Linked DNA regions of Homo sapiens: region 1 is linked to region 2. The links are chromatin loops, found by intact Hi-C in ENCODE. Cell type or tissue: ascending aorta. All regions are shown on one strand. Links, peaks and the distances in the headings refer to the core of each region. The heading gives the core; the rest is flanking DNA. Region 1 overlaps NCOR2 (nuclear receptor corepressor 2). Region 2 holds the start of LOC124903045 (a long non-coding RNA gene).

What was found. A loop is a pair of places that touch in the nucleus more often than their neighbours do. Peaks named below come from ENCODE experiments on the same cell type or tissue, not always from the same donor. Only the 100,000 strongest peaks of a DNase experiment are listed, where the experiment ranks them.
Region 1: it touches region 2 in a loop (2.0-fold over the local background); 5 of 110 quality-filtered maps call a loop at or near these places.

Annotation. Positions count from the first base shown.
Region 1 is chr12:124,454,467-124,459,466 of GRCh38, forward strand. NCOR2 (nuclear receptor corepressor 2) reads right to left here. Exons shown (of 49, transcript NM_006312.6): 8 at 2,640-2,696. Among named protein-coding and RNA genes, the nearest start is that of NCOR2, 110 kb to the right of the region's middle. RefSeq lists silencers at 2,401-2,530, 2,561-2,620. In ascending aorta, for the core only: a CTCF peak has its summit at 2,703; DNase peaks (open chromatin) are centred at 2,587, 3,195 and 3,635; H3K4me3 peaks cover 1,655 bases; H3K27ac peaks cover 5,000 bases.
Region 2 is chr12:124,738,207-124,753,811 of GRCh38, forward strand. LOC124903045 (a long non-coding RNA gene) reads left to right here and starts at 4,098. Exons shown (of 2, transcript XR_007063509.1): 1 at 4,098-4,182; 2 at 4,502-4,981. RefSeq lists enhancers at 6,726-6,775, 11,350-11,870, 11,871-12,391. In ascending aorta, for the core only: no CTCF peak of the experiment used is centred there; a DNase peak (open chromatin) is centred at 7,955; H3K4me3 peaks cover 883 bases; H3K27ac peaks cover 3,069 bases.

The DNA.
Region 1 (5,000 bases), core at 1-5,000, 290 kb before region 2:
GCTGCCCACCCCCATCTGCCCACAGACTCCCACGGACAGGGGCTTCCTCGCCTGTGTTCCTCGGGCCCTAAGACACAGGCCCTTTCCCCCAGGAGGCCCCCGGGGACCAATCAGGAAACGGGAGCGGGAGGACCCGGAAATCTGGAAATGCTTGGGAACTTCATCCAACCCTGCCATCCCTATTTGGCAGAAAAGGAGAAACCGAGGCAAGAGGCAGCTTACTGGTGGAGATGTAAAATGGTACGGCCACTTTTCGGCCACTTTGGAAAACAGTTGGGCAGTTCCTCAAGGGGCTAAACAGGGTTAACAGAGGATCTAGCAATTCCACGCCTAGGTACACACCCAGGAGAAATGAAGACGTACGTTCACATGGAAACGGCACACTAATGTTCACAGCAACTTTATTCACAATACCCCAAATATGCAAACAATCTCACGTCCACCGACTGATGAGTGGGTAAACAACACGTGACCTACCCCTACAGTGAAATATGATTCAGCCACAAAAAGGAACGAAGGACCGACCCACGCTCGACACGGATGAACCTCGAAAACATGATGCTGAGTGAGAGAAACCAGACACAAAGGACCACATATTGCAAGATTCCATTTATAGGAAATGTCCAGAATAGGCAAATCCATAGAGACAGAAGGGTTTCTTTTTGAGATGATGGAATGTTCTAAAATTGACCGTGGTGACAGTTGCACACATCTGTGAATACACTAAAACCCACTGAACTGGACACTTTGAGTGAATGGCATGCGTGTGAATTGTACCTCAATAAAGCTGTTTACAAAACAAAAAAACAAGCAAGCAGCAGCTGCTGCTGCTGAAAACTTCCCCAGATATCACTTCCACTGAGAGAAGCACGACCCTAGGCCAGAGCTCACCACCCAGATCGCCCAGGCCCGAGGATGTGCCTGGAGGGGGCAGAGCCCTGAAGGGGTGGGGGAGCCCAGCGAGGTTCCTGAGTCCAGCCAGGTGGGCAGCTGGGCCCTGCTTCTGAGCTGGAGGAGCCCTTGCCATCTCCTCCCTGCTTCTGCCTTCTGAGTGGGCCTGGGAGCCCGGGGCTTGTAGTTCCTGAGTGGCCTCAAAAGACGGACCCCGGGCTTTGGGGAGCTCTCACTGCAAAACTGAGCAGCCTGCAGAAACTTCAGGGGGAGCAGCTCATCACCAAATTGTTCACAACTACTGAGCGCTTCGTAGGGACCAGGAGCTGCACTAGGTGAGCCTTTAACAGGCAGCACTGCCTTTAACCCTGGGAAGACCCTGGAAGGAGGCCCTAGAGCCTCCGCCTGTCCCAGATGAGAGAGCACTGTGGTACTGGGAGGTCAGCCCCTTTCCTAAGGCCACTTGGCAAACATGCAGTGGAGCTGAGTTTAGATTGAGGCTCTGAAGGTGTCAGACTTCTGTTTCGTTTTTTTATGAGGCAGGGTCTCACTCTACTGCCCAGGCTGGAGTGCAGTGGTGTGATCATAGCTCACCGCAGCCTTGAACTCCAGGGCTCAAGCGATCCTCCTGCCTCAGCCTCCCAAGTAGCTGGGACGAAAGGCGTGCATCACCACACCTGGTGAATTTTTTAATTTTTTGCAGAGACAAGGTCTTGCTATCTTGCCCAGGCTGATCTCAAATTCCTGGCTTCATGCAATCCTCCTGCCTTGGCCTCCCATAGCACTGGGATTACAGGTATGAGCCACTACACATGGCGAAGGCATAAGCCTTTATCTGCACCCTGGGCGCACTCACACGCACACCCTAGCCCACCATGCACACAGAGACTCTCCCTCATCCGGCACACATGTGGGTAGCATATACCTTCAGTGCCCACCACGGCCATCCATGCTGACCAGCTCAGTGGGCACAGATGGCTGTGGGGCAGGCAGGGGCTGCGGCCCATTCTCTGGGGGCTAGGGCTTCTGCATCCACCCATCCTCAGCCCAGGGACTCCAGGAGGCCTGGGGCCTGCTTTCCAGCTCTGCTGCTGACATGGCATCTTTCCGCAGCAAAAGGACACTAGTGACAGCCATCATCGCCATCATCGCCATCATCATCATCATCATCATCATAGCTAATGCCCAGCACTTACTGTTTACAAGGCAGGCGCGGCACCCGATGTTGGAAAAATATTAACACAGCTCCTCCTCACTGTAATCCAGTGGAATAGGTGCTGTTAGGATTCCCATTTTACAGATGAGGAAACTGAAGCACAGGGAGGGTAACAGACCCGCTCAGGGTCACACCGCCATGAAGCGGTGCACCTGGGAGTGGACCGAGATTGTGTGACCCAGAGAACCGGCTCTCCGCGCTCAGCTGGAGCAAGCGCACCGGCCTACGGATGTGTGACTCTCCTCACAGCCCGAGCGGCCGGGCTTCACGGTATGCACAGGAGTGCGCAGGTGGCCCCGGAGGCGCTCGCTGCCAAGACTCCCCACCCCCACCCAGCCCAGCCAGGCCCGCCCACCCGCTATCTGCCGTCCTCTCATCAGGAAGGTGGGTTTCCTGCTTCCTCCGCGGACGCCGCCTGGGCAGCGCTTGGTAATAGATGACTTCCTCCTCCGCCGCACCCTCCCGCCTCCCTGCCCACCTCTCCAGCCACCCCCGCCCTCCCCTGAGCCCCTGACCCTGTACCCCAGCTCACCAGCTCCACCTGGGGCCCCAGGCCTTCCAGAATCCGATGTGCAGCTTCAGCCTTCTTCTGCAGGGTGATGGCGAAGAGGAGGAATTTTTTTAAAAAACAAAAAAACACAGATTATAAATAGAGGCTTCCCGGAGCAGCGGGCACCTGCCCAGCCCAGTCCAGCATGCTGATCCTCAGCACGGGGGAGGGAGGCCCGGGGCCCCCTGCAGGCCCTCCCCACGCTGGAAAAAAACACAGAGGAGCCTCAATACCCCCACAGCGGCCCCAGCAAGCCAGCCAAGTTTCGATTTTAGCAAATGCGCCGGGTCCACTGAAGCCTGCTCCCCGGCAGGCGCGCAGGCCTCGCTCCCCCAGGGCCCAGCGACGTGGGCACCGCTCCCCACCAGCCCAGCCGACACTGCCAGCCCTGAGATGCCTTCCCTCACCCTGGAAGCTGGTTGGGTTGTCTACAATTACCTCAGAGCTAGTGCAGCCAGCGAGGGAAGGAGGAGGAGGAGGAGGAGGGAGGGTGAGATAGAGGCGCTCGGAGATACCCTTTCTAGGATTCTTGTGTTTCACAATCATGTGATTATTTCTGGGCTGCCCCGGGGCCTCCCCGCCTCCTCCCCACTCACAACTGGGGACTTATTAGGAAAACAGGAACATGTGGCGCAGGGCTCGGTGGCCGCTCCATCAATAGGCTGGACCTCCGGGCCCCCACCCCGGCCCTCGGTGTGAAGGCAGACATTGTGCCTCGGCCAGGCCCACCAGCCCGCAGCCTGGGACCACCAGGGTCCACTCACAGGAGGCCTGGAGGGCAGCCCAGGCCAGCCGGGTACAGGGAGGTGGGGGGCGGAGGGGCTCCTGAAGGTGGCTTCATGGGGGCTGTGGCGGAGGGCAGGGGCAGAATTTGCGTGGGTTTGGGTGCCCCCTGCACCAGGCTAAACTGCGTGTGTGCTGGCAAATGGGTGTTCACAGGCTGGCACGCGGGCGAGCCCCTGCTGTGACTCAGCTGCATTGGGGCAGCCACTCAGTATTTGGCAAGGACTAGGCGGACAGGCCGCAGAAGTCACCATCACCATACTGAAACTGTCCCCAGTGACCCCAAACCAGATTGGCCAAAAGGAGGTGACCCCAAGCCCTGGGAAATGTGGCTGCCAACAAAAATTTGACGCAGCCTTTGCCAAGATCTCCTCGCAGGGCGGAGGTGCCCAGGCTCCCGGGCTGCAGCAGAGAGAGGAGGGCGTGGCAGGCCAGCATCACTCCCCCTCCCCAGCCCCCGGAGAAAGACAGCAGGTATGTAGGTGGGCTCAAGCTGGAACCTAGAGCTGCCTCCGCCTACAGCCCAGAGCCCGGCCCACCAAGAGCAGAGCCATGCTCTTGGCCACCTTCAGGCTGAGCCAAAACCCCGAGACCTGCAGCCTCAAGGTGCGGCTGGGGGCCAGAAGAGCAGGGGAGAACTATTACAGCGATGGTCACTTCTCCAAGCACCTGCCATGAGCCAAGCGTCGGGCATACGGTGTGTTCTTAACATGTCAATTGCGCATAAGCGCCATGGGAGGTACAGGCAGGAGTAGCCCCATCTCACAGATGGTGAAACTGAGGCACAGAAACAAAACACAGGGAAGAAGCCCTTCTTATGACCTCCAGGATCCACGGACAGAGGAAGCCAAGGGCCAGGTCCCATGCAGGACCACCCCTAGGCTTGGGACTAGTATTTCCGGTGGATGGGGGCAGACATCACCCGGAGAGTCAATGTCCCAGCCACACCCTCGAAGCAGGAAAGAGTCTGCCCTGGGGTACTGAAGATGGGAGAACCCCTAAGCCAGGCCCAGTGAAGGACTGGGTATGGGGTAGCATGGGGGCAGGGCAGCTCCCAAACACTGGGACCTGGGGAGAGACATGGAATGAATGAGACCTGGCCCCTGCCTGGAATAAACCCAAACAATGGCTGTTGGTTAAGAGCAGTAACAGCAGATTAGTATGCTCAGGCAGATAAAGGTATGTGTGAAAGTGGGGCACAAGTCACTCTCCCAAAAAGGTAACAGGAGGGCTATATAGGCTGGGTTTTGAGGGATGAATAGGAGTTTGTGTATGATCTGTGGGGATCAGCAGCAACTGTCCATCTAGATAAAAGAGTGATACCAACGGAAAGGGCCAAGCCACTAGAAACTACACGGCCACACAGCTAGCACCTAGAGAGCAAGGAAGACCCCTTCTTCACCTGCCAAAGCCACAGGGAGCCCCACCTCCTCCTGTCTCTCTGGGGTGTTTCCTTCACCTCCTGCCCCCACATCCCCTGCTCCCAGTGTTGGGTTTGTTCCTGCTCCACGGTCTTCTCTGGTCCTGCTTGTCAGCCTCCTGGGGAGGTGGGCCTGTGGA
Region 2 (15,605 bases), core at 6,033-11,032:
TGAAGTTGTCTGGTAACCAGTGTGCGGCCAGGGTCATCTCACAAACTCTCTACTCTAGATCCAGCTTCCACAGAAAGTTCCAGGACATGAGCTGTCACTAACCCTTCCCTGGCTGCCACCCAACAGCAAGGTGGCCTTCCCCTGTACCTCCCAAGGGTCCGAGGCCGTCCCCAGGCCCCTGCTCAGGACCACATGCTGGCCAGGCCCCGGCTGTTTCCCGCTGCTGTGGGAAGACGAGACAGGCGAGATGACAGGAAGGCCTTTTCTATCCAAAGTGTAATCAGACACCCCGCGTACCTGCTCCCACCTCACTATGAGGAGAGGCCAATGAGTAATAAGATCTGACGTTTCTGGAGCATTGCTACGTGCCAGATGTGTTCTAGCACTTTCTATCAACTTATTTCATCCTCAGAACAACCCTGTGCAGTAAATACTATTATCATCGCCATTTTACAGATTAAGAAACCAAGGCTCAGAGAGGTTAAGTAACTTGCCCAGGGTCACACAGCTAATAGGTAGTGGAGCTGGGCTTCGCACCCACCTGATTTGACTTTCTGCCATTTGCAGCCAGTCAGTCCTGATTAATGTGTCATGTGACCCTGGGCACCTGCTCTGAACCAAACTGGAAGGCGAGCTGGCCGAGAAGCCCCTTCCTTCTCAACAAACGGGTCAAAGCTCCAGTGCTCCTACTCCGACAGAAACCCCGACAAATGGAGATGGCGGTGGCCAGGGTCAGCAAGAGAAGCAGGCGGCCTGGGTTGGGGGCCCCGGGACCACACACGGAAGGCGCCGCGTTGCCTTCTCACCCGGCACCAGCAGCCCCAGGCAGCTTAACCCAGGAGGTCACGCGTCTCTTTTGAAGTCTGAGTCACAGGACGAAGATTCCATTTAACGCCCCGATAAAGCAAAACCACTGAGAAAACAAACGAGAGGCTGCCCAGGCATGAAAACGCCCACCCTCCGGGAGCCCCGGGCTAGCTGCACGGCAACGGGGCTCGTTCCAAGCCAGCCTGTCGCTCAAGAATGATCCCAGCCCAGGAAGATGCAAGGCCGTGACTATCAGCCCCATTTTACGGGTGCGGAAATGGAGGGCCAGAGAGGTTGCACCACCTACGCAAGGTCACACAGCCCATGAATGAGACCGGAAATGGCGAATAAAATTCAGGTCTCCTCATGCCCCCCAGTGCTCTTCCCTCCTTCCTCAGGGCCAGGTGAGAGTTCTCCCTCCCCTGCTGTAGAGAGCAGGTACTGTTTTGGGGTACACCGCATTCATTTCTCTTTTTTAAGAGACAGGGTCCCGCTCTGTTGCCCAGGCTGGAGTGCGGTCATGCAATCATAGCTCACCTCAGCCTGGAACTCTTGGGCTCAAGCAATCCTCCCACACTGGCCTGCTAAAGTGCTGAGATCACAGGCGTGCGCCACTGCATGCAGCCTCATTCCCCTTTTCAATGGGGGCATCACTCTGAATTTCCTCCACGCAGTCCAGGACAGTCAGGTGGCCTCCACCCCCTGAAAGGGCAGAGCCTGTGCCCCAGGCCTGGCCAGTCAGAGCACTGCTAGCCAGGTGACTGGCTCAGAGACGGGCATGCGACCCGAGCTGGTCCCATCAGAGGGAGGGCTAGGTAATTGTGCCAGAGTTACCAGGGAGGAAATATTCCATCTCCCCCTAGACTGGAACCAAGGGAGATGTGAGTTAACACAACACAAGTGTATTATTTTACAGTTCTAGAGGTCAGAAGGCCACAGCGGGCCTCACTGGACTAAAAGCAAGATGTTGGCAAGGCTGTGTTCCTTCTGGAAATTGCAGGGGAGCATCCATTCTCTGCCTTTTCCAGCTTCTAGAGGCTGCCCGCACTCCTAGGCTCATGGCCCCTTCCAGCAAAGCCATCACTCCTGCCTCTGCCTCTGCCTCTGCAGTCACAACTCCTCTCTCTGACTCATGCTCCTCTTTCACTGATAAGGAACCTTGTGATTACATCACCCTTATGATAATCCAGGAGAATCCCCCCATCTCAAGACGTGTAACGTCATTAGATCTGCAAGGTCCCTTTTGCCATGTCAGCTAACATATTCACATGTTTCCTGGGATTAGGACATGGACATCTTTGGGGGTGGTTATTTTGCCCACCATAGCAATCAGAACCATAGCAGGCAGGGTGCCAAGATGGAGAGGAAGTAAATCCTGGTGAATATTTTGAGCCCCCGGATCAAGCTGTACCTGAAGGTATGTACTTAACTTTTCAGTTATATCATGATGATTAAATTTCCTTTTTTCCCCTAAGCTAGTTGGAGGCTTTTGTTTTGCTTTGTTTTGTTTTACCTTTTGCAAACAGAGAGCCTGGCTGAATTAACTCCCAACCCATAAAGATTTCACCGTGAGAAATTACCAGCTTGCATGTGTCTCTCACATGAGGCTGAAATCTTGAGAGTAAAGACAACACCTCCTATAACTTTGTCTCATCAGCACCTAGCAAAGGAGGCACTGAGAAAATGTGTGTTGATTGAATAACAATTTGCTGATGGAATAAACACCCTCCTACATGCCCTCCCTCAGTGGCCATCACGAGAACAAGAGGGCAGAGAGAAGCCTTGGCAGGATTTCCCAGGGGTGAATGGCAGGCCAGTCATTTCCCTCTGGGGGTGGCGGCTTCCTCAGAGAGAGGCGACCCAGACAGAAGTCCTGGAGAAAGCCTGAGTTCCATGGGCAGTGAGTGGCCCTGCCACCCAGATCCAGCGCTTCCCAGTTGATCCCGGGACAGCAGCTGCAGCACTCTGCCGACAAATCTTTCTGAGTCATTTCTGGTCAGGAAGCAGCTCGCTGTCAGATGAAAGTCACAGCGGCTCCCTCCACACACCTGGAGGAGGCAGCAGCCTCCTCATTTTCCACAGCCGAAGAGCTCGGCGGCCATGGCCCTGCAAGGAGGGTTTTATGGGGCCAGGAGAGGAGTCAGAAGAGAAGCCTCCCAGGAGGACCCGCATGTCCTGGTCTTGGTCCCCAGAACTGAGCTATCATTTTACCCGATGACTAGGTCACTGCCATTCTTGTTCCCACGTGCGTCTGAGACACATGGTCCAAGGCAGGCTCCCTCCCTCTCTTCTGCGCCCCCCTCCCCAGACATACCTGCCTGTTCTTTTCTGATTTATCCTCTGTGGGCCCCCAGGGAAAGGCCTCATCCCTTGACAGATCCACGCTGAGCCCTGGTACAGCAGTGGGGCGGGCCTTTGCATATGCTGTTCCCTCTAGCTGGCACACTGTTCCCCACATGGTCTAAACTTTAGCTACTGTCACCCAGGGATGCTCAAAGACTGAACTGAAACATTGCTTTTTGTTCATGTACTCAACTGGCATTTATCATGATCATTGGTGATACGGATACAGCACTTACAATGTGCCAGACTCTGTTTCATCTATTACAGATACACATAACAACTTATTTAGTCTTCACCAAAAGGCTAAGAGGTGGGGAAATTGAGGCACGGGTAGTAAGTGACAGACCCAGAATTTGGACCCAGACAGAGCTGCCCCCAGGGACTGGGCGCTCAACCCTTGGGCCACACCATGCTCGACAGATTTCCTGGACTCCTGGACTTTAGCCAAGTCCCCCTGCTGTGCCCCCACCCCCAACTGCCTACCAGACCCCGTGAGCAGGGGCAGGGGCTGCTTCGTTCACCTGTGACCCCCAGCACCCTCACTGAATGGTACATCAATAAATAAATGAATGAATTGCAACCAAGCCTTGTGACCTTGGGCACTTAACAGTCCTGTGCCTCAGTTTCCCCTCTGTGGAATAGGGACAATAATGGTATCGACTCTGACAAAAGGGGAGTCCTGACAAGGAATTTGAATGAGAAGGAATTTCCTGATAAGGAATTTGAATGAGAGATGGGGGGATCTCAAAATACACCAGTGATTTCAGTCACACTGCTCCACAGAGGCCCAGGCATGAGTGACGTTATATAAATATTTAATAACTTGATGGTCTGGGCTCCCATCCAATGGAATGAAACCTGGATGTAAACACCGGGCACAGTGTCCTTATGTGGATCGGTGTGTCTGACCCCTGGGCACCCGCTGGGGGTGCAGCTCCACCAGGCCCAGTGCTCTGGAGCTCCCGCAGACGCCACCTGCCACCACGCATAAGCCAAGGTGAACAGGCAGCCGCAGGAAGGGCGTCCAGATGGGTGAGTCGCTGGGACCCTTTGCAGACTCCCGAGGGGCGGTGGAGCCCACAGAAAATGCAGTGGGGCTGCAGAGCCTGGACTCCCCACCCAGGCCAGATGTCCTCAGCTCAAGACCCACCAGGCGCTTCCTCCCCGCTGGTCTACAGTGCCTGAAACGTGGGCCTCCCCGACGCGGGCAGTGGGTCTGTTGGAGTGGCCAGAAGGGTCCTGTTAGGGAACCTGTGGATGGCTCAGGATTTTAGAATACTCCGAGCCTGGGGTGCCCAGAGAGCGGACCTTCGGAACCCACATGAGTGTCTCTGCTTGTGACTCCCGGCAGCTCCTTAATCCTAAAGAAGCCAGATCCGAATCTTGCCAAATTGTAGCCAGGAGTTCTCGAGCAGCCGGAGAGCGATGGATTTCCACCGGCAGAGGAAAGATCCAGCTTTAGGAGCAGAATCACACCTGCCAGCTGGCCCTAGCAAGCTGTGGTCTCTGGGAGGCCAGGGACGAGAGCCCACTCCCTCCTCCGTTCATGGCTCAGGGTCGTGGCCAGAGCCTGCCTGTGTAGAGGCGACTCCAGCAGCCCCCAGCCCCGCCCAGCTCTGCCCACACAGCTGCAAGGCCAGCATCCTGCCCTTTGTCAAGTTCACCACAGTCATGTCCCACCCCCCATTCGCTGAAATCAGCCCCAAATTGCCTGGAAACCCAGACCCCGCACCCCCTCCCCAGCTTTCCTTCTTCATGGAGTTTCTATTTCAGAACAAGGAAACAGATACCCCCAAAACAATTAAAGAAATAAATCTATAATTACAAATTGTACTACGTGCCATGGGGAGAAATGGCAAGCAAAGGAGATGGGCTACTTTTAAGGATGAGTTTTGACACCAAAATAGTTCCAGGATATTTCCTGGGTTTGTGAGAACAAGGGTTTTTATCCCACGAAAGAGAGAACAAAGAAAGGAAAGAGGGAGGGAAAAGAAAAGGAAAGAAAGAGAGGGGAGAAGAAAGGGAGGGAGAGAAGTCAGGAAAGAGAAAAGGGCCACTGATTCCCCAGAACCATGGCCTCATCCAGGGGCCATTACAACGCAGCCATGAGACAAATCCAGCCAGTAGCAAAGGAGAAGAGTTCGCAGCCTGCACACTAGGAATAATTTTTACATTTTTAAAATTTTTATATATTTATTCATTTATTTGAGACAGGGTCTTGCTCTGTTGCCCAGGCTGGAGTGCAGTGGCCCAATCACAGCTCACTGCAGCCTTGAACTCCTGGGCTCAAGCAATCCTCCCACCTCAGCCTCCCGAGTAGCTGGGTCTACAAGTGCATGCCACCACACCCGGCTAATTTTTTTTTAAACACTGGGTCTCACTACGTTGCCCAGGATGGTCTCAAACTCCTGGCCTCAAGTGATCCTCCTGCATAGGCCTCCCAAAGCAATGGGATGACAGGCATGAGCCACCGCACCTGGTCATTCTTTACATTTTTAAGGAGTTTTTACAAACAAAACAAAAAATAACAAAGAATGCACAACAGAGGCCTCATGACGCACAAAGCCTAGAATATTGACTATCTGGCCCTTGACAGAGCACGCTTGCCATCTCCGAATCCCGCCACTGACTCCTGCCTGGGCCAGCCGTGAAAAGCAGAAAGAAGGGACAGATCAGACGGCCGAGAATTTTCCATTTCTGCCCACGAGGCCAAGCACCATCCATCACAAACCTCTAAACGCCGAGGCCTGGAAGGTTAAGTGATTTCTGCTCCAGCTCAGTGAGGCGAGGTCAGGGGCCGGCCAGAGAATGGATGTCCTCATGCACCAAAGAGAAAGGAGTCATTGCCCAGCCTCTACCATTAGCCATTGCTCATCGGCTGTTTAGGAAGCAGGGGCATTAATTTTGCTTGTTCCACGCGTGGTGTTTTATGAAATAAGGGGAGAGAAAAGGCCTATTTGTCAGTCAGGGCTCCTGGCTTCAAGTGACAAAATTCCCAATTCAAAGTGGCTGAAGCGACGGAGAGAGTTTATCGGCTCATGTTACTGAAAAGTCCAGGGGTTGGGTGAGTTTCAGGCACAGCTGGATCCAGGGGCTCACAATGGCACCACCAGGACTCATTCTCTCCATTCCTCTGGGTGTTGTTGTTGTTGTTGTTTTGGGTTTTTTTAGATGGAGTCTCGCTTTTGTTGCCCAGGCTAGAGTGCATTGGCATAGTCTTGGCTCACTGCAACCTCTGCCTTCCGGGTTCAAGCAATTCTCCTGCCTCAGCCTCCCTTGTATTTTTTGGTAGAGACAGGGTCTCGAACTCCTGACCTCAGGTGATCTGCCCACCTTGGCCTCCCAAAGTGCTGAGATTACAAGCATGAGACACCACGCCTGGCCCTCTGGGTTGGTTTTATTCTCAGGCAGGCTCTCCCGTCCTAAGGTAAGAATCTCACTGATACCCGACTACATCATGTGACCCTCCTTTGGACCAATGACTGCTGTCAGAGGATGGGATGACCTGATTGGCCAAGCCTTGGTCATGTGCTCCTCCAGGAGCCAGGGAGGCGGGGTCAGCCCCACCTGAACTACAGATGATGAGAGAAAAGAAGAAAGCTGTTTTCCTCAACGAGATCCGGGGCGCCATTACCAGGAGGAACAGATGCTGAGTTGGTAAAAGCAACAGCTGTCCCCAACAGAAGCAAACTCCTATTTCCCAGGCCCCTTGGCTAAGTCTCACCACCACCCATTTTACAGCTGAGTAAACTGAGGTCTTGGAGGTGAAGTCAGTCTCCTTCTTTGGTGATGCAGTCGGCACCCCAGTCCCAATCTAGGTCTGATTCATGCTCAGGCTGTTCACATTGACCAGCGTGCATCTCTAATCCTGCCCTCCAAGAAGCCTGCACACAGTTGGTGTGCAATAAATGCACAGCACATCAAATTGTTGTTAAGAGTCTGCCCCTGCCCACTGGACCATAAGATGCCTGAGGGCAGAGACCATGTCTGTCCTGTTCACTGTGGCACCCCAACACCCAGAGCGTAGTAGGTGCCCCCCCCAACGCTTGGTAAATGAATGAATGACTCCCTGGCGTATAGTACGCGCTCCACAAATACTGGACAAACATGTATCTCTGTGGATGCTCCACAAATACCTGCTAAGTGAATGCAAGTCTGTCTAGGGCCTCACGCACAGTAGGTACTCCACAAACAGTGGTAAATGAACAGATTCTTAGTGCCTGCACATAGTGGGTGCTTAGTAAATATTTAGTGAATCAATGAGTGGATCTCGATGGGAACCAAGCTGCCTGGATGCTCAAATATTTCCAGATCATTAACAAGATAGAGAGAGGAGAGAGATTAGGGGGCTGGTGGGGGAGGAATGAATGAGTGAAAGAATGAATGAAGGAAGGAAGGAATGACAGAAACCTTTGCTGGACTTTAGTGCTCAGACAAGGATCCACAGTCCTTGCGGCTCCACAGCGAGAATCAAGGCTGCCTGGAAGGAAGACCCAGTTTTGGAAAGGGCGCTGGGTCTTTGTGAGCTAGGAGAGGGGGCGGCGGGGCTGGCAGCAGAGTCAGGAGGAAGGGAGGTCAGCCAGGGCGGGCGAGCAACGGGGCCGTGCCAGGGACACCGCGCCCCGGGCAGGGCCTGCTCCCCCTGCCCCGACCTTGCCTCCCGTTCCACAATAGAGCATCCATTGTAAGTGGGTAATTGGGTTCCGGCACATCCCCTCCCCCGGCTGGGGGTGGAAGCAAAGGGAAACACAATCTGTTTTCTATTTGTCACGGCTGCCAAGACGCCACTCCCTCCCCCAGCCTCCGCTCTGGCTGGCCCGCTGAGCCACAGCCGCTGCGACATTCCTTGGCCTGGGCTGAGCCTGCATTCAGAGCTGCCCACCCCCGCTGGCTGACCCAAGAGAAACCACGTGACAGAGACCCAGAATCAGCCTCAGGGGCCTCCTGGCCTCGTTCCCCAGCCTCCCCCATGGGAAGCCAAAACCACAGCCCTCGCTGGAGGCTTTCCACCCCAAGGAGGACTCACATCCTGGCTCCCTCTCTTTTTAGCTGTGTGACCTTGAGCCAGTCACTCAGCCTCTCTGTGCCTGTTTCCTTCTCTAAAATGGGGAGGATAGTAATGATAGAGAGGCCCTCTTGCGTGTTAAACATACTCCTCCAGGCAGAGTGCAGAGCACATAGAAAGGGTTTGGTCGCTGTTAGCTGTCATTTGATTTATTCTTTTAGGGAGTGAGTGGGACCTTCCTGGTTTCAGTGTAATTCGCAGAGTTGGGTGTCTCTGTTCCCGAACAATTTGAAGTGGGGGAGACAAGGGTAAATGCTCAGGGGGCCCCATGCCTGAGCCGCAGGCTGCCTCACTGCACTGCCCACTCACACGCAAAGGGCCTGTTGGATGCCTCATGTGCGCCCAGCTCACACTGACCTGACAGGAGAGGATCAGAGAGGTGAGAGGAGGAACATACAGAAAAGTCAAAGGTCTGAGCTCTGCCTATGAGGGGCTGGCGACCCGTAGTGTTGGGTTAGAAAGCAAACAGGCTCTGCTGACATGTCCCTAAGCCCCTGAGTTCTGTGGGAGTTGGGGAACTGCAGCAGGCTTGGAGGACTTCCTGGAGGAGGGGAGCCAGGTTTGAATCCTGCCTCTGCTGTGGGTCTTGGGCAATGTCTTCACCGCTCTGGACTTTGTGATTTCATCTTTTGGGGACTTCTTCAAGAAAAAGAACAGCACAAGTCAGCCAGGCCTTTAACAGGTAAGGTTAGGGCAATTTCAGAAGAAACCAAGACACCTTGAACTTGGCTTTCGTTGTTGGATGAAATCCCGGGGTGGCCTTGACTTGGATGTTCAGAGTAATCCTGCTTCAGCCCCGCAAAGGGCCTGTGTGGACAGATGTGCACCTGGGGCTCCAACCCCAAGCCCCTCCACACCTTGGGCAATCACTGAACCTCCCAGACTCAGTCTCCACATCTGTAAAAGGGGACTTCAGAGGCACCAGCGTGAGAGCTTAAGCTAACAGACTTGGCACACAGCAACTGTTCAATAGATCTTAGCAACTACCCCTAATTCCCAGAGGCAGAGGCGTCTGAGAAAAGCGGAGGCAACAGACAGCAGAGGCCACAGCTTATTTGTGGACAGCAGCGGGGCCCTCACTCCCCTCTTGATGAATAAACCTGCACATGGTAGTAATGGTCCACATGAGTTCTTTCATGACCTCAGGTGCATAAAATCGGATTAATCATTGTCTTGTGACTCACTCCCATGGTTGGTGAAGCCTGACCTGTTTTGTTTTATGGGTTTATTTCTTCATTTCTTTTTGTGGTTTTGAATTTGTTTCACAATATAATGGACACTCATGAAGCTACCCCCAATGCAAGAACAGAACATAGGCAGGGACACATCTGCCCCCAGACTCTCCCCAGAAGTAAGCCCCACTCCTCGATTTAAATAAACACGTATTTTGTCCTCACTGTGGGCTTTGGGCATGAGCATGTTTGTGCCTAAACCGGTGCTTCTCACACGACAGTGTGCTCAGTCACTTGGGAGACTGTGGCCCAGCCCAGAGCATCCAACTCAACAAGTCTGGAGGAGAGCCCGAGAATGTGCATTGCCAACACGTTTCCAGGAGCTTTTGCTGCTGCAGCTCTGGGACCACACACTTCGAGAAGCTCACCCTAAAGAATGTATTATCAGGCCGGGCGAGGTGGCTCACACCTGTAATCCCAACTCTGTGGGAGGCCAAGGCGGGAGGATCACTTGAGGTCAGGAGTTTGAGACCAGCCTGACCAACATGGTGAAATCCCGTCTCTACTAAAAATACAAAAATTAGCTGGGTGTGGTGATGCACGCCTGTAATCCCAGCTACTCAGGAGGTTGAGGCAGGAGAATTGCTTGAACCCGGGAGGCAGAGATTGCAGTGAGCCGAGATGACGCCACTGCACTCCAGCCTGGGTGACAGAGTGAGACTTTCAAACAAAAAAAAAAAGAATTGATTATCGAGTCATAGTTGTTTTTAAACCTCCTAACACAAGGGTCATGGTGTATGTGGTCTTCTGTGACTAGGTTTTAGGTTTTGTTTTTTAACTCTCCACAGATGAGTCTTGATTTTACCTGAAGTGAGATTGACTCCGGGCACTTTGGTAGTGTCTGGAGACATTTTTGGCTGTCACAACTGGTGGAGAGGGTGCTGTGGCTCCAGGTATGCTGCGAAACGTCCCACAACCCACAGGACGGGCCCCATCACGAGGGGTGCACTGGCCTCCAATGTCCGTAGTCCCAAGAGACGCGAAGACGCACGTCCGCGCAAGAACTTGTACACAAATGTGCATAGCAGCGTTATTCACAGGAGCCAAGAAGTGAAAACAGCCCGAAAGTCCACCCGCTGACGACTCCATAAACCACACATGGTCTGTCCATGCAATGGAATATGACCAGCCACAAAACAGATTCAGCACTGACACGCTACAAAGTGGACAAACCTCGAAACATGATGCAGAGTGAAAGACGCCAGACACCGAAGGCCACACAGTGTCCGGTCCCATTTCTATGGAAAGCCCAGACCAGGCGGACCCGTAGAGCTGTACAGTAGGTTGGTGTTTGCCAGGGGCCGGGGGAGAAAGGAACAGGGGGTGACTGCGCATGGAACAGGGTTTCGTTTGTGCTTTTTTTTTTTGAGATGGTGTTTCACTCTTGTTGCCCAGGTTGGGGTGCAATGGTGTGATCTCAGCTCACTGCAACCTCGGCCTCCCAGATTCAAGCGATTCTCCCGCCTCAGCCCCCAAGTAGCTGGGATTACAGGCATGCACCACCACGCTCAACTAAATTTTTTTTTTTTTTTTTTTTTTTTAGTAGAGATGGGGGTTTCACCATGTTAGTCAGGCTGGTCTCAAACTCCTGACCTCAGGTGATCCACCCACCTCAGCCTCTTCTAAGTGCTGGGATTGCAGGTGTGCACCACTGCTCCCGGCCCTTTTTTTTTTTTTTTTTTTTTTTGGACAGGATTTCACTCCCATCACCCAGGCTGGAGAGCAGTGGTATGATCTCAGCTCACTGCAGCCTCTGCCTCCTGGGCTCAGGTGATCCTGTTGCCTCAGGCTCCTGTGTAGCTGAGACCACAGGCACACACCACCATGCCCAGCTAACTTGTGTAATTTTTGTATAGATGGGGTCTCGACATGTTGCCCAGGGTGATGTTGTACTCCTAAGCTCAAGTGATCCTCCCACCTAAGCCTCCTGAAATGCTGGGATCACAGGCGTGAGCCACCGCGCCTGCCTGGGTTTCCTTTTGAGGCTTGAAGATGCTGCTGCTGCACACATTCTTAGTCATGTCGCCTGGGACGCACGTTCAAGAATTCTGCCTTGGCGCACACCAAAGAGAAAAATTACTGAGTCTTCAAGAACAGGAAAGCTCCACTTTACTGGAAAATGTTGGCATTATGTTGAGTACTTGCTACTTGCACCCGGCACTGGGCTAGATAGCGACCTATTTTCTCATGTAATTGTCCCTGCACTAGTATTCTTGGGTCCATTTTAGAGATGAGGAAACTGAGACTCAGAGAGGGGGATTAACTGGCCTGGCCCAAAAGTGGCAGAACAGCCTTAAGCTCTTGGCCACTCATCCTACAGCTCACTCCCGTCACTCCCCTTGGAGCCTGAGAGACGGTTCCCCAAACAGGCACACTGCAGGCAGCGGGGCGGGGAGGGGGCTTGGCAGAAGCCACGGACATCCCCCCCGGCAATGGCCTTTGAATAATTCACCAGCCGCTTCCAGCCCAGCCCAGTGGTAAACACTTGTTTAGAAAGTAACCAAGAGCCTCCAACAGGTTTCCCAGAATGTGGCCTGCTGAAATTTCTGGAACCCCTGGCAAGCCTACATAACAAATCCCAGCCACCTATGCCCTCAGGTACACAGAACCGTCCACCACCCCAATGCCTCCTGCCTGCCCTGTGTCCAAACTTCAAAAAGTGCCTGCACACCCACACAGAGAGGAAAAGCACAGCTACAGCGCATGCAGGTCTGCAAGCCGCCAACCTGGTTCCCAGCAGAGAGGAAAAGCACAGCCACAGTGCATGCGGGGTCTGCAAACCACCAACCTGGTTCCCAGCAGAGAGGAATAGCACAGCCACAGCGTATGCGGGTCTGCAAACCGCCAACCTGGTTCCCAGCAGAGAGGAATAGCATAGCCACAGTGTATGCGGGTCTACAAACCGCCAACCTGGTTCCCGATGCCAGTTTTACTGTGAACTTGCTCTGTGACCACAGGGCAGTGACCTGACCTCTCTGAGCTCCAGTCTCCTCACTTAATATAAGAGGGATATCAAGGCAACATGCATACATGTCAGGCCGCAAACCCCGATCTGCAAGATATAACTGATTTTTATTTCTTTCCAATTGACTGGGGGCTGATTCCAAACCCCATCCTCCCAGGATGAAGGAAGATTCAGTCTCAGGATTGGGGCTCCTCCATGCTGGGTCGGATCAAAGACCAAATGTCCATGAGGTCCCTCCAGTCACTGGTTCCCCTGGGCACCCTGGAGAGACCTGGGATGGGGAATGGGGACTGTGAAGTGGTCCTTTCTGGGGTGAAGGGGGCGGGCCTTGTCTGTCCTGGAACTCTTGGCTTAGGGCGCCCTCTTCCTGGTGCAGGACACAAATTCTAGACCCCTCACCTCCAGAGCATTGCGGCAGAACCAGGTCACCAGGCCTGCCTCACTACCTGCTCCCAGCACACGAAAATCTCGCTCCCTCTCTCCATTTCCCTCCAGAACCAGCAACAGCTTTCCTCGCAAGCTCAGGTGTGACCAACGTGTAGTTCTCCTGTTCTGTGGGAGTAAAACTGGCTGGGCACACGGCCACAAAGCCTGAGACCCGGAGACCTCGCTCCCCCTTCCCTTGCTTCTGCTGGAATGTGAATGGAAGTGTCCACACCTGCTTCACGGGCTTCTCCCTCTCCCCCTTTCTGAGAGCTGGAATGTGGGTCTGGTTTTAACACTGCTTCAACCACGCCATGAGGACCATATCCAGGCGGGATGGACGACAGGATGGAAGGGGCTGGGCCCCAATTACTGTAAGGCAAAGCTCCTGGCCGTCCTGACGGCCCGCCTCCGTCAGCCCTCTTACAGTAGAGAGAAACAAGCTTCTCTCTTGCTTTAGCCAATGTTGCATTGGAGTTTCTCTTCTTTCTCTCTCTCTTTTTGTTTTGTTTTGTTTGTTTTTGAGACAAGGTCTTGCTCTGTCGCCCAGGCTGGAGTTCAATGGCTCTATCATAGCTCACTGCCACCTTGACCTCCTGCCTCAGCCTCCCAAGTAGCTGGGACTGCTGGTGTGTGCCACCATGCCCACGTCCAGCTAAATTTTTTTTGTATTTTTTGTAGAGACAGGGTCTCACTATGTTGCCCAGGCTGGTTTCAAACTCCTGGCCTCTAGTGATCCTCCTACCTCAACCTCCCAAAGCACTGAGATTACAGACATGAGCCACCGTGCCCAGCCTGGAGTTTCTTTGTTACAGCAGCTGAATCTATACCCTGACTAATACATCGAGTTTTCACAAAAGGCCAGTATAGATGGACTATCTTCCAGAGGCTTCTCATCTCTGCCCAGAAAAACAAATATCGAGGAAAGGGCTGGATGTTGCCTTGGAATTGAGGGAGGGAAATCACAGGGTGAATAAACACAGATGACTATCTCAGTAAAGAACCTGCTTACCACAGTGCCTTCCTTGGGGGGTGGTTTGAAGGACCCCCAGGGACTGATGCATACAAGACAGCCGGCTCCTGAGGCCTGGGGCACAGCGAGCGCCGACTGCCAGAAAACACCGTGGCCGCGGGGCGGCTGCACTGAGCCTTGTCAATAGTGAGCACTTTGCCGTGAGCCCTGTCTGGCTTACAACCTGGCATGTGGGCTTGGGCAAGTCATTTCATAGTTGCCACAAATAATTACCGAGCACCTACTGTATGCCAGGCACCAAATAATTACTGAGCACCTACTGTATGCCAGGCACCAAATAATTACTGAGCACCTACTGTATGCCAGTTCTGGAAGCTGGAGACGAAGTGGGGAGTGAGAAATACCTAGTCTCTGCCCTCTCTGACTCAGCTTTGACTATCTTGAGAGGTGCCAGCCCAGGGGTTCTTTGAGTGCCAGGCTGACCAGCTTCAATGCCCTGCAGCAGGCACTCAAGTTCACAGCAGATGGAGTGATGTGGCAGAGGCACAAGGAAAATGATTAATCTGGCAGCGAAAAACAGAATGGATTCGGCTCAGATGATTAGCAGCCCCAGGAGGGACAAGGAAAAAAAAAAAAAAACCCTGACTCTACGATGGCTCAGCAGAACTGCTCTCTCTAATAAATAATAATTCTCCAGCTTTCCTGCTAACAGTCACAGGCAGGATTTCTCATCTCTATGCCCGTCCCCCACCAGAAGTCAGGCATGGCCGTGTGGCTTGCCTGGGCCAATGAGATGTCAGCAGAAGTGATGTAAGTTGCATCTAAGAAGAAGCTCTAAGAAGCAGTGCACAGCCTGCCTCAAGCCCGATGATGCTCCACATGGCAGAGGCCCCCTCTGCATCCCAGAGTGAGAAGACATGGCACAGAGCCCATTGCCAACACACAGCAGACACATAGCACGGGTGAGAGACAAACGTTGGTTGTTAGAAAACCATGAGATTTTGGAGTTGTTTGTTACTGCAACACAACTGAGCCGATACTGACTGATACATCTCCGTTTCACAGGTGAGGAAACAAAGTGTGGAAGAGATCACCAAGGTTACCCAAAGTCAAACACAGAGTAGAGGCACAGACAAGACTCAAAGACAGGTCTGCCCTTTGCTGCAACCCTCCATTCTGAACAAACCCAGCCAAGCCCCTTACTGCTAACCACTTCAATTAAAGCCAATGTCAAGGCCTCCTGGTTTCTAAATGAACAGCCCTGATCATGTTCGTTAAAGGCCCTGTCTGCACAGACTGCTCATTTTATCCGAAGCCGCCAACAAGATAAATGGCCCTGTAACTTATTGTTCTGCTGCAAAGCACCTCACGGCAAGCGGCGGCACAGATGCCAGGAATAAATCACATCTGATCTTCCGAGAGCCAGGCAGAGCGCCCACGAGGAGTGTCGGAGGCAGGGGAGGTTGGCACAGCCCTGGACCTTGGGGGTTGGAGCAGCCCTGGACCTTGGGGGGATTCACTAAGGAGCAGAGAGCTGCAGGGGTCTTTATTAGGGCCCCGGAGCTCTGGAGTATACATTGTTCTTTTTTATCGGCCCAGCACCTATTTCCCCTTCTTGGGGTTTAATAGCACCCCTTTTTCTCTGGGAAAACCATCTCTCCTCCGCTCTCAGTCTGTCTGGTTCCGATGGGGTCATCCCTTCTCCCAGTTACAGGGAGGAGCATGAACACGTGACCTACCCTGGTCAATCAGAGCTTCACATTCTTTTGCAGCCATGACTAGCTCAGAGCAGGCAGG